2 separate regions of the Homo sapiens genome follow, and region 2 is linked to region 1. Evidence: chromatin loops called from intact Hi-C (ENCODE). Cell type or tissue: Calu3. All regions are shown on one strand.

Region 1 (8,000 bases):
CCCTAACTGGTTTTGTCTTGTCAATCTCTTCTTAAGTATTTGTTGGATGAAAAGATTTCCAAACACCTGAAACAATTTTAGTGGTGCAGTAGAAAAATTTTCAAAAACCAGGAAAATTTTAGAAATGTCTACCTCTGTGGCTTTAGGCAGGCCACTTCTGTAACCCTGGCTTTCAGTATCATCATGGATGGCTGCATGCTGGCCTCCTCAGGAAGCCCCATCTGCAGAGATTTTGATTCAGTTTGTCTGCAGTGGGGACCAGGCAGCAGTACTTTTGTAACGCTCTCCAGGTAATTCTAATGGACGGCCAGACTTGGAAGCACCGGGCTAGAAGGTGCTTGGTGTCTCTTTTGTTGTTAAGATTCTATAATCTTTTGAGTCTATAACTGGCTCCTAGAATAGTGCCTAGGACATAGCAAGTGCTTAGTAGATGAATACTTCTTAATTTTAAATTAGAAACTCAAGGAAAACGTTTTCACAGTGAAATAGCTGCCACAAAGTTCACACATTTTATGACACATAAAAACCACTATCAAATATTTTTGAAAATCATTTTCTGTGAATTTTGGGTAAAATTGGTTGACTTATTTTTGAGGATGGTGGCTATCTAATTACACCGAGTGTAATACGGTGTAGTAATGACTACTATAAATTCTTGAGTCAGGCTGCTTAGGTTTCGATCTTACCATTTCCTGCCTCTGATAACTTAGGCAAGTTACTCAACCTCTCTGTGCCTCAGTTTCTTCAGTAGTACAATGGAAACAATAAATAGTGAATATCTCTCAAATTGTTCAGAATAATGATTCACTGAATATAAAGCATATAGACCAATGTCTTGCATGCAGTAAGTCTCAAAAAGCACTAGGATTTGCGGTCGTGACTGTTGTTGTCACTGTTGTTATCTTATTGTTCCTCCACTCCCACCCAGCACCTCTTGTTACTAGGTGCAGAGAATGACCACTGGAAGTCGTGGGGACAGCTGATAATGTCAGCTGATACATGTAAGGAAGAGAGAAACACAAAATATGCACAACAATTTTAAAAGCAGCACCACGTGAAGCTATTTTAGAATGGAGGCAGCCTAAAAAGCACAAAATAAAAATTGATATTCCAAATGATGTTTGAATCATCAAAAATGACTGTATCTATAATAATCTTTCTACTAAGATGTAGCTGCAAGTAAATGCTAGAAATAGTTTCATCAAAATTATAAAAATAAAAAAACTCTATGCTTATGGAAGAAGTACTAAATGTTTGCAAATTTTACTTTTTTGTATAGTGGCAATCTGATTATACTGAATCAATCAAAGTATTGAATATTCTTTAATTCCTACTATGTATGAATCATGTTTTAGCTACCTAGTAAATAGAAAGATACTGTTAAGCCATGGTTTCTTTCTTTATGAGTCTTTTAATCAAATCAGGGAACTAACGTATACACATAGAAACTATTAAATATGTTTTTTAAAATTTTTTTTTGAGATGGAGTCTCACTCTGTCACCCAGGCTGGAGTGCAGAGGTGTGATCTCAGCTCATTGCAGCCTCCACTACCCGAGCTCAAGCAATTCTCCAGGCTCAGCCTCCTGAGTAACTGGAACTACAGGCGTGAGCCACCACGCCAGGCCTGATTTTTGTATTTTTTGTAGAAACAAGGTTTTGCCATGTTGCCCAGGCTGGTCTCAAACTCCTGAGCTCAAAGTGATCAGCCTGCCACAGCTTCCCAAAGTGCTAGGATTACCGGCGTGAACCACTGTGCCCAGCCTAAATATGGTATTTTAAAACAGTATAACACAAGCAATATCACAAAGTCAAAAAAATTGAGGTAAACAAGCAAACAAAAAAAGGCAGCAGCAGGGAGTCCTTCTAGTAAAAAGAGTAAGATTACTAGAAGCTGGATTGCGTAGACAGCTGATGGAAAAGATGGGATTAAAGCTAGGCCTTGCACTCAGGTGATGTTTGTATACTGTGCAACATGATTTTCAATTCTCTAGGTGACATTTTGCAATGCATGGAGACTTTTTTTTATTGTCACAACTGTGAGAGTGGAGGGAGGTGCTACTGGCATCTAGTGGGTAGAGGCCAGAGATGCTGCTAAACAAACTACCCTGCACAGGGCAGCCCCCAACAACAAAGAATTACCCAGTCCAAAATGTCAAATGATACTGCCGTTGAGAAACCCTTTTCTAGAGCTGGAAGCCAATAGTAGAAAGAACTCAGAGAGTCAAGAAGCCTGGTTCTTCTCATGGTTCTGCTGTAAATGAGCTGAGCAACAGTGGACAGACCGTCTAACTCCTCTGGTCATTTCAGAATCAGAGGATTGGATGAAATAACCTCTGGTCCTTTCCATATTTAATCTTCTGTGGGTGGAAACTGAGCATCCGTACTTGCATCTTGAGTTGAGGCAACACATTCATGTTTATAGTCATAGAGACTGTACAGTTGAAAGAAGCCTTTGAGAAAAAGCCTTTCTGTGTGTTAGTTTTCTGCTCTAATTTAACAATAATTTTGAGAGACAAGAATTAATAGTGTGCGTATGAGATGCCAAACTGAAATCAATATTAACATGCAAGAATTTCAGAAGAAACATTTTGTATCAAGCTCTCCTTAAGAAAAAAAAAGGTGTGTCTAGAAAAACATCTACCTTAGGCCATGCAAAATTATGCTTGTTATTGAGCAAGAAAATCACAGCAAGCAGCTTTTTCAAATTTTGATTTGCTGGCCCCAAATTGCACTGACAACATCTCTTTCCAGGTCAAATAAACATTTATTTCAGTAAAAGGAGACACTGTGATCTTTGCCATTTGCTACTGTATTTGCATTTGCCATTTGTATTTCTGGCTTTGCAGTGCCTCTGGTTAAGGTTTTGCGTGTTTACTAATCACACAGACCTTAGGGAAGTAACAGATTGTTTTCCAAATGCAGCTCATTTTGTATCTCACTTCTAAAAATGGCTTCTAACCAAGCAAGTTATAATAGTAGAAAGTTGAATCCACACCTGGGAGAACAATGAGGATTTTTAAAAAATGCCTGAATCCTCTCCATTTATAAAGTAATTTAATAAATGAGGACATCAATTTTTAAAATATCTCCAATGCAGTGTTTTAGTATGAATTACCAGGGGTCCTAGAATGGGCCTCATAGAAGACAAATAAACTTTTGGAAATTTTTGGTGTGTTCTTAGGTTAATCAGATTCTGAAAGGGGTATTTGATTCCCTAGTAGTCCTACTGTCAAAAAAAGTGAGTGTAGTGCTTACAAAGAAATTAACTCCTAGGGTTTAAATTGTGCTGAAACACTGTCCCCCATCCTCTGGGCGAATGCATGCGTATACTTTGCACTGATCGTCAAGTTGAGAAGCCTTATTTCCCGGGCTATTGCTGATTCTAGCATGTTGACTCAAAACTTCCCACAAGAGTAATTTAGATTAAGACAAAAAAACATCAAAAAGATCTTTTAGAATTTCACAAGGTAGTGTATATATCTTGATGCACGAATTCCCCAGATCTACCCTGTGGGCAGAAGAACCAGTGTCATAACCTTTCCACTCAGCTGTCACATGTGTTGTAGCCTCATTCAGCAGTGGGGGTGCAGGGTGGGGAAATAGCGCCCTCTGCTGAGTGGGATAAAATACCGTTGTCAAGGTGATCGCTAGGACTTCTTAGTTCTTATATTTTCCCTTATGGTGGCTGTCCTTATTTGAAAATTATTCAGGCTGGGGGAAGTGAAAAATAAAAAGTACTTACAAAGTTCTGTATGCTTATAAGTATGGACTTACGTGTATATATGCGTGTGTGTGTCTGTGCACATACACACCTTCCTAATGAAGACACTGAACAGGTGATTTCTAAGGCCCATTCCATTCCTAAAATGATGTGATTCTAAAAACTTTAAGTTGTTTTTTTTTTAGAAGAGTGCTTTTTTGAAACAGTAATTTATGATTCATGTATATGTAAGTGTCATATTTTGGCAAGCCTAATGTTTTAACTGATCAATGCCAAAGGCTTTGGATAACGAATCGTCATCTAGTATGGGATGTTTACAGTAAAGTGGTGGCTGCTACTTGTATGAGATACAGGCTTCTGCTTGAGGAGAAACAATCAGCTGGAATTCAGGAGATTGAACCACTGACTGCTTGATTTCTGGCCTTCATCAGCCAAGTAGACTGATCTTCAAACGTGCCCTATTTTTTTGCCTCTTTCCTTTGTTCTTGCTATTTCATCTGCTTGAAATATGCTAAACTTTTCATTACATCCACCCTATTGAAATTCCGCCTATTTTCTGTATTCCTTCTCCAGCCTTAAGCAAACTGTTTTGCACTTAATTTACTTTAAATAAGGGAAATAAAAATATACTTAAGAAATCTAGTTTCTGTAAAATGCAGATTTCTTTACATATATTGATTTTAAACATTTTTACAGCTTTATTGAGGTATAATTTACATCCTATAAATTTCATCTATTGATTTTTAGTAAACTTATAGAGTTATGCGACTAACCGCACAATACAGTTCTAGAATGTTTGCATCTCCCCCAAAATTTATCTCCCACACATTTGTAGTCAGTCACCAATTCTAATCCCTCAGCTACTGTAACTACTTCTCAGATTTCTGTTTCTATAAATTTGTTTTTTCTGGGAATTCCATAAACGAGTCATATAATATGTAATTTTTGTATCTGATTTCTTTCACACAGCGTAACTTTTTGGGGTTCATCCATACTGTCACATATATTGGTAGTTTCATCCTTTTAATCACCGAGTAGTATTTCACTGCATGAGTATTACGTTTTGTTTGTCCATTCCAGTTAGTGAGTAGTTGGATTTTTTTCCAGTGTTTGGCTTATGAATAATGCTGCTGTGAACATCTATATATAAATCTTCATGTGGATATATGTTTAATTTATCTTGGGTAGATTCCTAAGAGTGGAATTCACAAATTAATTGTATGGTAAGGTTGCAGTTACCTTCATAAGAAACTGCCAGTTTTCCAAGGTGGCATTATTATTTTAGTCTCACCAGAGATCCATGAGATTCATTTTCTCAAAATCCTTGCCAATACTTGCTATTATCCATCTTTTCCATTGTAGCCATTTTAAGGGATGTGTAGTTATATCTTCTTGTGGTTTTAATTTGCCTTAGCTTATTTTTTTTTCTTTTGTTTTGTCCTGCCCTCTCACCTCCCGCTGCCTTTGCTTAATGACTAATAACGTTGAGCACCTTTTCATGTGTTTTTATGTCTTTCATGAAGACTTTCTATTCAAGTCTTTTGACCATTTATAATTGAATTCTTTTTCGTCTGATTATTGAATGTAAGAGTTCTATAGAGACTCTGGATATCCAAATTTCTTTATCATACATATAATTTGCAAATATTATTCTAGTATTGTCCCAATACCGTTTGTTGAAAAGAACATTCTCTTTCCATTGAATTGCCTTACACACACTATTTCATTAAACTCTTCTTTCAAACCCTATTAAGTGGCTGATTTTGTCCCAATTTCATACATCAGTTCACAGACTCCTAGACTTGAACTAACAATAACACACTAAAAGTCCCACAGCTAGTAGATGGCAGAACCAGGATAGGAGTTCTGGTTTACCCAAGGACAAGACTTTATTTTCCTATTAAAATCAGGAAACCATTTGCCCTGGATGTTGTTTATTTCAACATTAAACTATAAGCATCCTGAGATTACATAGCACTTCTCATCTTGCCACCATAGTCTTTGGACAGTACTTGCTTATTTGAGGATTGCATTATGAAACACTCAATTGACTTAAGCAGTAATGTTTATGTGAAAGGAAATAATAACTCCATAATCTAAATGACTTATTTTATTTGTTATGTTTATGCTTTCTACTGACAAACCTAGACTTCAACTCTAAAGAAAACATAAGAGTTACTAAAGTCTATTCTGCATGAACAAGAACTTCATTAGGAATGATGGTGAACTGAGAATGTCTTTTCTCATCTTTAACAATCAAGGATCGTTCAGGTGACATAAAATAGAAGTCAGAGAAACACATCAGAAAGTGATAAAATCACTTGGCTTGGGAGCCACTGTTCAAGTGGCCTTGAACAGGTCGTTGTATCTCTGTGTGCCACCTTCTCACCTATAAAACAATAGGTGTGGACCAGGTTACCATTAGGGTGTCCCTTCCATGATTGGCTTTTGTTAAATATCGTACTACAATAGCATTCTGTATGGCTCTGATGACACACTGGTGGCTTCTTTTATTTGCAGACTGCAGCGAGAATCTGTTTCACTGTCACACAGGCAAGTGCCTTAATTACAGCCTTGTGTGTGATGGATATGATGACTGTGGGGATTTGAGTGATGAGCAAAACTGTGGTAAGTAGCATTGTTTCCCCAAAGGTTTTAATTTAAAATCATAGAAATTTATAACCAAAAACTTACAGTTCATTATGTGTTAATATGATTAGCAGTTTAAATTACAAAATGATTGGTTTCTTGTTTTTTAGAAGGAGGAAGTTTGTTCAGTCACTGTCCTCAGTAATGTCTTATGTGTAAATGTAATACCTAAAAAATCATATTAAGAAAATGTTTAAGAAGTGGGATGGGAAGACTGGTAAAGGTTGTTAATGCATTAATAGTTTTTTTTCCTCTCCTCAAATGTGTTCTGTTTCTCCTCTGGTTAGAGCCAGTGGCTTACGTTAGATTTGGGCTTTTGAGCAAACTTTGAGGGCAGATATATTGTCTGTGCCTGATTCCCTTGGTACATGTGACTGAAGTCCCCTCCTTTATTTAATCCTCAAATAGTACAGGGACCACCTGTTCAGCAGCTACACCCAGGGTTAGGATGATGCATTTGTTTTGTGTACACATGGTGATCTTATCTTTTAAAGAATAACCCCACTTTTTAAAGAGTCATGTCCAATTCTGAATGCCATCTCATGAATTAAAATCAGCAAAATTCCTCTTGCTCATTTACTTTTTTGGCTTTGTGACTAGCTTCAGAATTTTTAGGTAGCATATTATTGAGTGACGTAGGAACTTTGCAACATGAACAAAAGGGCAAACTGGGATGAGGATACACCCTGGACAAATGATATCAGACAATGTCCTGCATTAGATAACATCAAAATGAATGTTTGGGAAGGATCAGCGGTATGGTCAGAGGAAGGCATTGGAATCATGAATGTTAGGAATAACCCCATGCTGGGAAACCTGGTGGTTTCTAGGAGCGCTGTCTAGCTGCCACTTGCTGTATCTGTAAAAATATTTTAAAATGTATGTGTACAAACCATTCCTGTGTGACTAGATAGAGGTGGGTTATTGCTTTTTTCTGATAATAGTTTATTTTTATTTTATTTTGACTAATAATAGTTGTACATATTTATTGAATACAGCATGATATTTTAATACATGTATACAATATGTAATGATCAAATCAGGGTAATTAGTGTATCCATCACCTCAAACATTTATCATTTCTTTGTATTAGGAACATTCAGAATCTTCTCATTTAGTTATTTGAAAATATGCAATAAATTATCATTAACTATAGTCACCATCCAGTGCTATAAAAACCTACAACTTGTTCCTCCTATCTAGCTGTAATTTTGTATCAGTTAAACAATCTCTGTCTCTCTCTCTCTTTTTTTTTTTTTTTTTTTTTTGAGATGGAGTCTTGCTCCATCACCCAGGCTGGAGTGCAGTGGCGCTATCCCGGCTCACTGCAATCTCCGCCTCCCGGGCTCAAGTGATTCTCCTGCCTCAGCCTCCTGAGTACTTGGGACTACAGGTGTGTGCCACCACGCTCAGCTAATTTTTGTATTTTTAGTAGAGATGGGGTTTCTTCATGTTGGTCAGGCTGGTCTCTAACTCCTGAGCTCATGATTTGCCTGCCTCGGCCTCCCAAAGTGCTGGGATTACAGGCATGAGCCACCGCACCTGGCAGCAATCTCTCTTTGTCCCTCCTCCTCCATACCCTTCTGGCCTCTAGTAACCACTGTTCTACTCTCTATTTCCATGAGATCA
Region 2 (8,000 bases), 410 kb before region 1:
TGTTGGCCAGGTTGGTCTCGAACTCCTGGCCTCAAGTGATCTGCCTGCCTCGGTCTCCCAAAGTGCTGGGATTACAGGCATGAGCCACTGCGTCCGGCCCTTTTTCAGATTTTATTTGGAATGATTTCCACATATAGCACGATGCTGGATTTGAGACTAAAGTGAGTAAGTGCTATTGTGTTAAGGAAGTACACACGCATTCCTATTTTATTGAGAATTTTTAAAAATTGATACTAGAAGTTGAAATTTGTCAAATGGCTTTTCAACATCTCTAGGGATGTTCGTGTGGTTTTTCTCCTTAGCGCTGCTATATATGTTGGTGCAAAAGTAACTGTGGTTTTAATAGAAAAAAACACAATTACTTTTGCACAAACCTAATAATATGATAAATTATGTTAATAAAATCCCAAATACTGAATTATTCTTACATTCATCATGCAATTCTTCTTGGTCATGGTATATCATTCGTTTGTGCCATGGGATTTATTTCTTAACATTTTATTTAGAATTTTTACATTGATAAGACTGGTCAGTAGTTTTCTCTTTTGTGCACAGTTCTGGCGGTGCTGTTGATTATTGATATTAAGCTCATTTTTTACATACAAACTGAAAAGTTTTTCTTCTTTTCATGTCATGTGCTGTGGCATAGTTTCATCTCTATACCATTTTTTTCTTTAAGGTTCGGTACATTGTAATGTGTGACTATAGTACTGTTTAAATGTGGGAGCTTTTGGCCGGGCGTGGTGGCTCATGCCTGTAATCCCAGCACTTTGGGAGGCCGAGGCGGGCGGATCGCAAGGTGAGGAGATCGAGACCATCCTGGCTAACACGGTGAAACCCCGTCTCTACTAAAAATACAAAAAATTAGCTGGGCGTGGTGACGGGCGCCTGTAGTCCCAGCTACTCGGGAGGCTGAGGCAGGAGAATGGCGTGAACCCAGGAGGCAGAGCTTGCAGTGAGCCGAGATGGCGCCACTGCACTCCAGCCCGGGCAACAGCGCGAGACCCCGTCTCAAAAAAAAAAAAAAAAATGTGGTAGCTTTTGGCTGGGTGCAGTGGCTCACGCCTGTAATCCCAGCACTTTGGTAGGCTGAGGCGGGCAGATCTCAAGGTCAAGAGATCGAGACCATCCTGGCCAACATGATGAAACCCTGCCTCTACTAAAAATACAAAAATTAGCTGGGCATGGTGGCAGGCGCCTGTAGTCAGGAGTTACTCAGGAGTTTGAATTTACTCAGGAGGCTGAGGCAAGAGAATCGCTTGAATCCTGGAGGTGGAGCTTGCAGTGAGCCGAGATGGCGCCACCGCACTCCAGCCTGGCGACAGAGTGGGACTCCGTCTCAAAAAAAAAAAAAAAGTGGTAGCTTTTTAAAAACCCAATCAATTTTTCTACTCAACAGGTCCATTAAGATTCCTAACTCTTCTGCATTCAATTTTGATAAATTTTATGTCTTACTAGTTTATTATCCATTTCATTCGAGTTTCCAAATTTATTGTATAGAATCAAGTAAATTCCTTAATTTTTACTGGATCCTTGATAATTTTCTCCTTGTGACTTATTATTTTTGATTGATTTTCACCATTATTTAGTGATTAGGTTAATTAGCAGTTTATCTATTATTTTTCCCTAAGCAACCAGATTTTGAATTTACTAGTCATATTATATTCTTACTTTAATAATTTATTATTTTATGTTTTGTCTTTATTAATTTATTTCTTCTACTTGATTTGGGCTTATTTTATAGTTTTTAATCCTAATTTCTTGAGTTGAATATGCTTATTTTTATTGCTATTGCTTGTTGATATAAGTAATAAGACTATAAATTTATTTTTCTGAGTACTGCTTGAACTGCATAGCAGAGGTGCTAATATGTGATGTTTCCTTATTACTTTCTAGATATTCTTCGCTTTTATTTGAATTTCTTTGAGCTATATGAAAGAGAATTTAAAAGGCCGGGCATGGTGGCTCACGCCTGTAATCCCAGCATTTTGGGAGGCTGAGGTGGGCATATCACTTGAGGTCAGGATTTCGAGACCAGCATGGCCAACACGGTGAAACCTTGTCTCCACAAAAAATACAAAAATTAGCCAGGCATGGTGGCATGTGCCTGTAATTCCAGCTACTGGGGAGGCTGAGGCAGGAGAAAAGGAGAACGGCTTGAACCTGGGAGGTGGAGGTTGCAGTGAGCCGAGATCATGCCATTGCACTCTAGCCTGGGTGACGAAGCGAGACTCCATCTCAAAAAAATAAAAGAAAGAAAGAGAAAGAAAATTTAAAAATCTTTAGGTGATAGGAGCTTTTTTAGTTTTCAGTTTGCTATTAATTTCTGGTTTTATTGCTTTGTAGTCAGGAAATCTTGCTTGTACCCTTTCTACTTTGTTTCTATAAAGCTATCACTACATATGCAACTTTATATGCATATTATATATACTTGTTTGTGTGTATTATATACATATACACAATACATTCAACTTTACTTTTTCATCTTTGTCTTTTACATCTTGTGTCCTCTGTGGTATGTAACAGTACCCTTGTACATTGTAGGAATATAGTAAAAGCTAGATTTTATTATTTCGAATGGCTGCAAGAGATTCTTTGGTTAAAACAATTTGACCAGGGAATAAGGCTTATATCTGGGTGAATATCTGGAATGAGAAGGAGAAGACTCTACTTAATGTAGTACGTTTACCTTGAGGGTCAGACCATGCTATTTGGGTTCTGCAATTCTCAAGCACAATGTAAATAATACCAGCACTTTATAAGTGTAAGCTTCTATGGGTTTGACAAGATTCTGAGATGTATTTTCCCTCTTCATGAGCATAAGCACACTCAGTAAAGCTAAATCATTTTACAATATCAAACAAACGAATCTAAACAATGCAACATTCAAGATTCTTTGAAAGCAATTTACAGCTTTATTGGCATCTCCCAAAGAATGTTAATAGGAATCTAATTTATAACATAACTTCAGATTTACTATCATGTTCTCCCTTTTACCACTTCTTTTTATCTTCCCATACCCCTACTGCAACTAATATGGTTCCTTTTGCTTTTCTTTTCAGACTCCCCCATATCTGTTCTTTCTTTCTACTTCCCATGAACTCTGGTGTCCTTCCCCACGCCCTGCTTGCCCAGCTGTGTTCCTCCCTGTCACCTTGTTGCTCTTCTTCCAAAGTACAATCCGGTCAGTCTGTCTTAGTGTTCTTCCTATTCTACAGTGATTTTTAATCTATTATTCTGGTCAATATAACAAAAATAAGCAGTAGGGTACAAGGTTTTCAAATAGAGAATTTTTCTTAGAAAAATCAGTAACAGTATTCTAAAGTACATTATAAATGCATGTCCCAATTACAATTTATTTTATAGGTGTGACTTCTAAATCTATAAGGGAGATAAGATTTTGTGTACTTGTAAAGACAATCTAATTCTTCATATTAATAATATAGCAGGTCACTTATTTATGGTAAGTCAATATAGCTTTGATTTTCATCCCTGAGTTGTAGGTTTGTCTTTCTAAGAAGGAATAGACTTATTCAATAAATGATTTTTTTTGCAGTCTAAAGAAGGTGCATTTATTGTCAGAGATTCAAGACATTTAGGATCCTACACAATTTCCGTATTTATGGGAGCTAGAAGGTAAGCACTTGTGATTTTGGTTACTATAGAAATAATCCCTGGCACAGTCTCCATCACATAGAGAATGTTAGTGAGAGCTTAGCTTAGGGAAAAGATTGTTGACCTGGAAGTTAGAAAAACCAACCAGTCCGTGATATATCCCTAGCATGCTCTGTGTGACATTGCATAAGTTTCTTAACCTCTCCCGTCTTCCTTTTCTCAACCATAAAGTAAAGAGGGGGAGATTAGTTGTAGTAGACGCTGTTGGGCGCTTTCCTCATATCCCTTGGTCTGTTCTGGGATTCACTTGCAGAAAAGTCTCTTGCACTCAGAAAGCTTCCTGTGTCTGTCTGCCTGAGGATGTTCTCTGGCTGTGGGAACTTGTGCGCCCCGTGGCTAAGCTGAAAGTGCCTGAGAGGTAACATCCCAGGAGCAATGCTAGGTTAAAGAGAATGGGAGTTGGTGGATAAATATCTCAGCTTCTTTGCACTTCAGTGGGACAATTGTGAGGTGTGTTCCCCAGTCTCTCCTAGGTTCCTACAAGTATTGAGCCCCAATTGCCCATAGTAGTAACCTACTAACTAATGCACCTGGCATTGGTTTTTCCTCCCTTCTTGTCTCCCATCTCCAATTGCTTACAGTGCATGTGTTCATTCATTTAACCAATACTTGATATTCAATATGTACTTACATGTATTCATTATGAGATCTACTTTTCTGAACACTGGTCTTGTCACTCAGACAACTTTGGCTGAAGTTATGTTTGAATCTAAGGCCCCAATAATGTAGTTGAGGAATTTTCTTGGCATGGGGGGGCACTTGTTGAATTTAGCCAATCTACTTCTCAGTGTAGTGTTGCTAGGATGAGTTTTAGAACTGGAGTCCTGTTGTTTAATGAGTTGGCTTAGATCCAAATTGATCTTTCACATTTCTAGTAATTCACATTTTCTTGATTGTAGAAGTACGGAGGCTGCCATAAAACATTATCAGATAAAAAAGAATGACTCAGGACAGTGGTATGTGGCTGAAAGACACGCCTTTCAATCAATCCCTGAGTTAATCTGGTATCACCAGCACAATGCAGCCGGTAAGAGGGGAACTTCCAGCTGGGTGAGTCAGGGAGCCATGCCCTTGATGGGCAATGCATCTTTGGTATCAGGCACTCAACAGGAGCAAATCTCCCTATAGAAATAGTTTAAAAGCTTGAAGTACAACTTATCTTTTGAGCAATTATCTTTCTTATTGATGCCTCTTCATTTTTCTGGTTGGTTGGGGGCAAGAGGTAGGTCAATTTCTTATATTTCTACCAGGTTAGAAAAATGATAGATGACAGAGAAGCAAATAGTCATCAATCATTATGCATTTGTTCTGGAAATTTACATAGGGCTAAATGTAATAAGATTTCAAATACCCTAAATAATGATGCTTCTTTCCCTTTGCCCCCATAAATCTGCTCTCTACTTTTGACGATTGTAATAGAAAATCACCCTTATATCTCTCACTCTCTGTTCTTTCTTGTTTGGAGAATATAAAAAGTCACAGAGAACACAGCCTTTCACAGTTACAATTTAGCCTAACTATACCAGAGGCATATTTAACCCATCTCCCCAGACATTGTTTGCAATAATTGCTCTTTGTGCAAACCTATCATCTGTGGAAAGATGTAGGATCCCAGAAAGTTCCACCACAATTAAAATCACCTCTCTGGCCTTCAGCCCTTGCCCAACCTGTGCTGAACCACTCTGAGCCCATGGGGAATCTTCTTATCTCAGCATTGCAGAATTCAGAATCCACGGTAACTTTTCATGTCATTTTGACTGCTTGTCATGCATGCACTTCTTTTTTAGATTTCTCTCATGAAAAGTGTTGACAAATATTCCTTTTGGAAAGAGCTCACTTTTCCATTACACTGGTTCTAAGTATCAGGAATATATCAAAGGACATTTTTATCCACTTGTGGGATGCATCCACATGGCTATTCACTGGAATTTTGGTTAAGGAGTGAGGGTAAAATATCTGGGTGGGGCAATAAAGGTCTTAGTTGTAGCTAGAGATAGAGTCAAGATGTCAGTTCTGAGTTTTCTCCTTTATATTCCTCTTTCTCCTTCCTCCAAAGAAAAAAGAAAGAGTGGTTTTGGTGATAAGGTTAAATGAGGTTAGATGAGGGCTTTAACCTGAACTAGGTGTTAGAGTCACGGTGAGCATCCATTCCTGTTCCCTGTTCAAACTTTTACCATTCTCAAGACTCCTTTACCAAAATTAACCACTGCCTTATTAGCAAATCCCCTGTCTGTGTACCTCACTAGGAAAAGTGAAGTCACCAGGCATGAGCGACCTCCGTCTCCTCTTCTGTCCCCATGCCCTCTCATCCTCATTCCCTCCAGTAGTAGTGAGGGCATGCCTGTGCTCTTGCCCTTACCTGCCATCCACTGTTCCTTTCTCTCCTGTATCTCTTCCATTCTTCTGACTGTCTCCCTTTAGCTTTTAACCCTATAAACATGCTTAAGACTTTCTTATCCTAAAAACAAAAACAACTCTCCTCCTGCTGCCCTAACTCTTTCTCCCTTTACACATTGCTCTTGTAAGTCACACTTTTGGAAAAATGTGTCCACATCCATTGTCTCCACTCTCTCACTTTCCATTTACTTTTTAAACATCTATGATCTGTCTTCTGCTTTCAACACTCCATATTTGACCAGTGGCCCCTATATTGACAGTACAGTGGTGCTTTCTAGTTCTCATGTGTTCAGGTCCTCTCTGCTACATTTGGCAGTGTCACTTGTTGCTCCTTCGATGTTTGACACCACCCCTTTTTGGCCTTCTCTAACTCAATAGTTCCTAATGGATCTTCCCAATGTGCCCTACTTCTATTCTTCCCTTAAATATTGGTTTTCCTCCAGAATCCGTCCCTGATCACTACTCTTCTCACCTTAGGCATCTCCCTTTGCATAATCTTCTGTCTGGTAGACAAAGGCACTTGCAATCCCGCAGGCCCTGAACTTCACTGATGAAGTAGGATGCTTCATCTTACACCATTACTCTCCCTCCAAATGTCCTCTTTCTTTTCTCTCTCTCAGATAATACTAGCATCATCCAGCCCCTTGTAGGGGTTGGAAGCATAGGAATTAAATAGATGCTTCTTAATAGCTCACTTCTGATTAATTATCAAATGCAATTGATTTCATATCCTAAATGTGTCTCCTATAGATCCCTGCCTCTCCCTACCTTCTAGTGCTGCCCTGATCATTGCTCACTTGGACAACTGCAGTAGCCTCTTAACTGGTCTTATTGCCTCCAATGTTGATTTCCCCTTAATCCATTCTGCTAGTACCAGAGTGATCTATCAGAAATGTAAATCTGGCTGGGTGCAGTGGCTCATGCCTGTAATTACAACACTTTGGGAGGCCAAGGTGGGTGGATCACCTGAGGTCAGGAGTTTAAGACCAGCCTGGCCAACATGGTGAAACCCCATCTCTACTAAAAATACAAAATTATCCAGTCATGGTGGCGCATGCCTGTAATCTCACCTACTCGAGAGGCTGAGGCAGGAGAATCGCTTGAACCTGAGAGGCGGAGGTTGCAGTGATCCAAGATCACACCATTGCACTCCAGCCTGGGCAACAAGAGTGAAACTCCATCTCAAAAAAAAAAAAGAAAAGAAAAAGAAATGTAAATCTGACTGTGCCCTCCTACTTGGGACTTTTCAATAGCTTCCTCTCACCTGCAGGAAAATGTAATGCTTCCTAGCGTGGCTTATGAGTCCCATCATACCCAGAATACTGCTTACCTCTGCAGTGCAATTTGTCTGGCTCTACCTCCTGAGTTTTGCTCAAGTACCCACCATCATGCTTCACATTTCTAAGTTTCATCTCATGCGTTACCTCTGCTTAGAAAGTCCTTCATAGTTTCTCCCCATGGGTTAACTCCATGTGTTAGTTTCATCTCAGTCATTTCCTCCCAAAGAATTCTTCGAGTCCAACAATGTGTCAAGTGCTCTTTTTCTACATCCCAAGGCACCCTATATGCATCTCCAGCAGAATACTTATTCCTTTCACATTAGAATGGCCTCTCTCTGCCTGTCTTCTCTCACTGAGATAGAGCTCCCTGTGGGCAGAGTCCTCATCTTACTCATCTTGGAATCTGCTGGAATCTTTGGGAATCTACCTAGAAGAGTGCCTTGCACACAATAGGCACTTAATATGTGCTTCTTTTTGTTCTTACACTGGTCAAGCTCGTTTCTGTCTTCCAGCATTTACACATGCTGTTCCATCTACCTGGAAGGCTCTTCATCAATCAACGTCAGCGTAGCTGTCATCTTGTCTGAAAGGCCTTCCCTGAGCACCCACTCTAAAGTAATTATATGTTATCCGGTCTGCCTTGCACTT

Evidence for each region. Peaks named below come from ENCODE experiments on the same cell type or tissue, not always from the same donor. Only the 100,000 strongest peaks of a DNase experiment are listed, where the experiment ranks them.
Region 2: a loop joins it to region 1, with 4 times the contacts of the local background. A loop is called at or near these places in 15 of 110 quality-filtered maps.

What each region holds. Positions count from the first base shown.
Region 1 is chr4:47,682,081-47,690,080 of GRCh38, reverse strand. It overlaps CORIN (corin, serine peptidase), which reads left to right. Exons shown (of 22, transcript NM_006587.4): 7 at 6,243-6,350. Among named protein-coding and RNA genes, the nearest start is that of MIR8053, 33 kb to the right of the region's middle. In Calu3, a CTCF peak has its summit at 3,629 (motif pointing left); a DNase peak (open chromatin) is centred at 3,590.
Region 2 is chr4:48,090,779-48,098,778 of GRCh38, reverse strand. It overlaps TXK (TXK tyrosine kinase), which reads left to right. Exons shown (of 15, transcript NM_003328.3): 7 at 3,557-3,636; 8 at 4,575-4,702. Among named protein-coding and RNA genes, the nearest start is that of TXK, 39 kb to the left of the region's middle. RefSeq lists an enhancer at 3,804-5,003. In Calu3, no CTCF peak of the experiment used is centred here; a DNase peak (open chromatin) is centred at 4,708.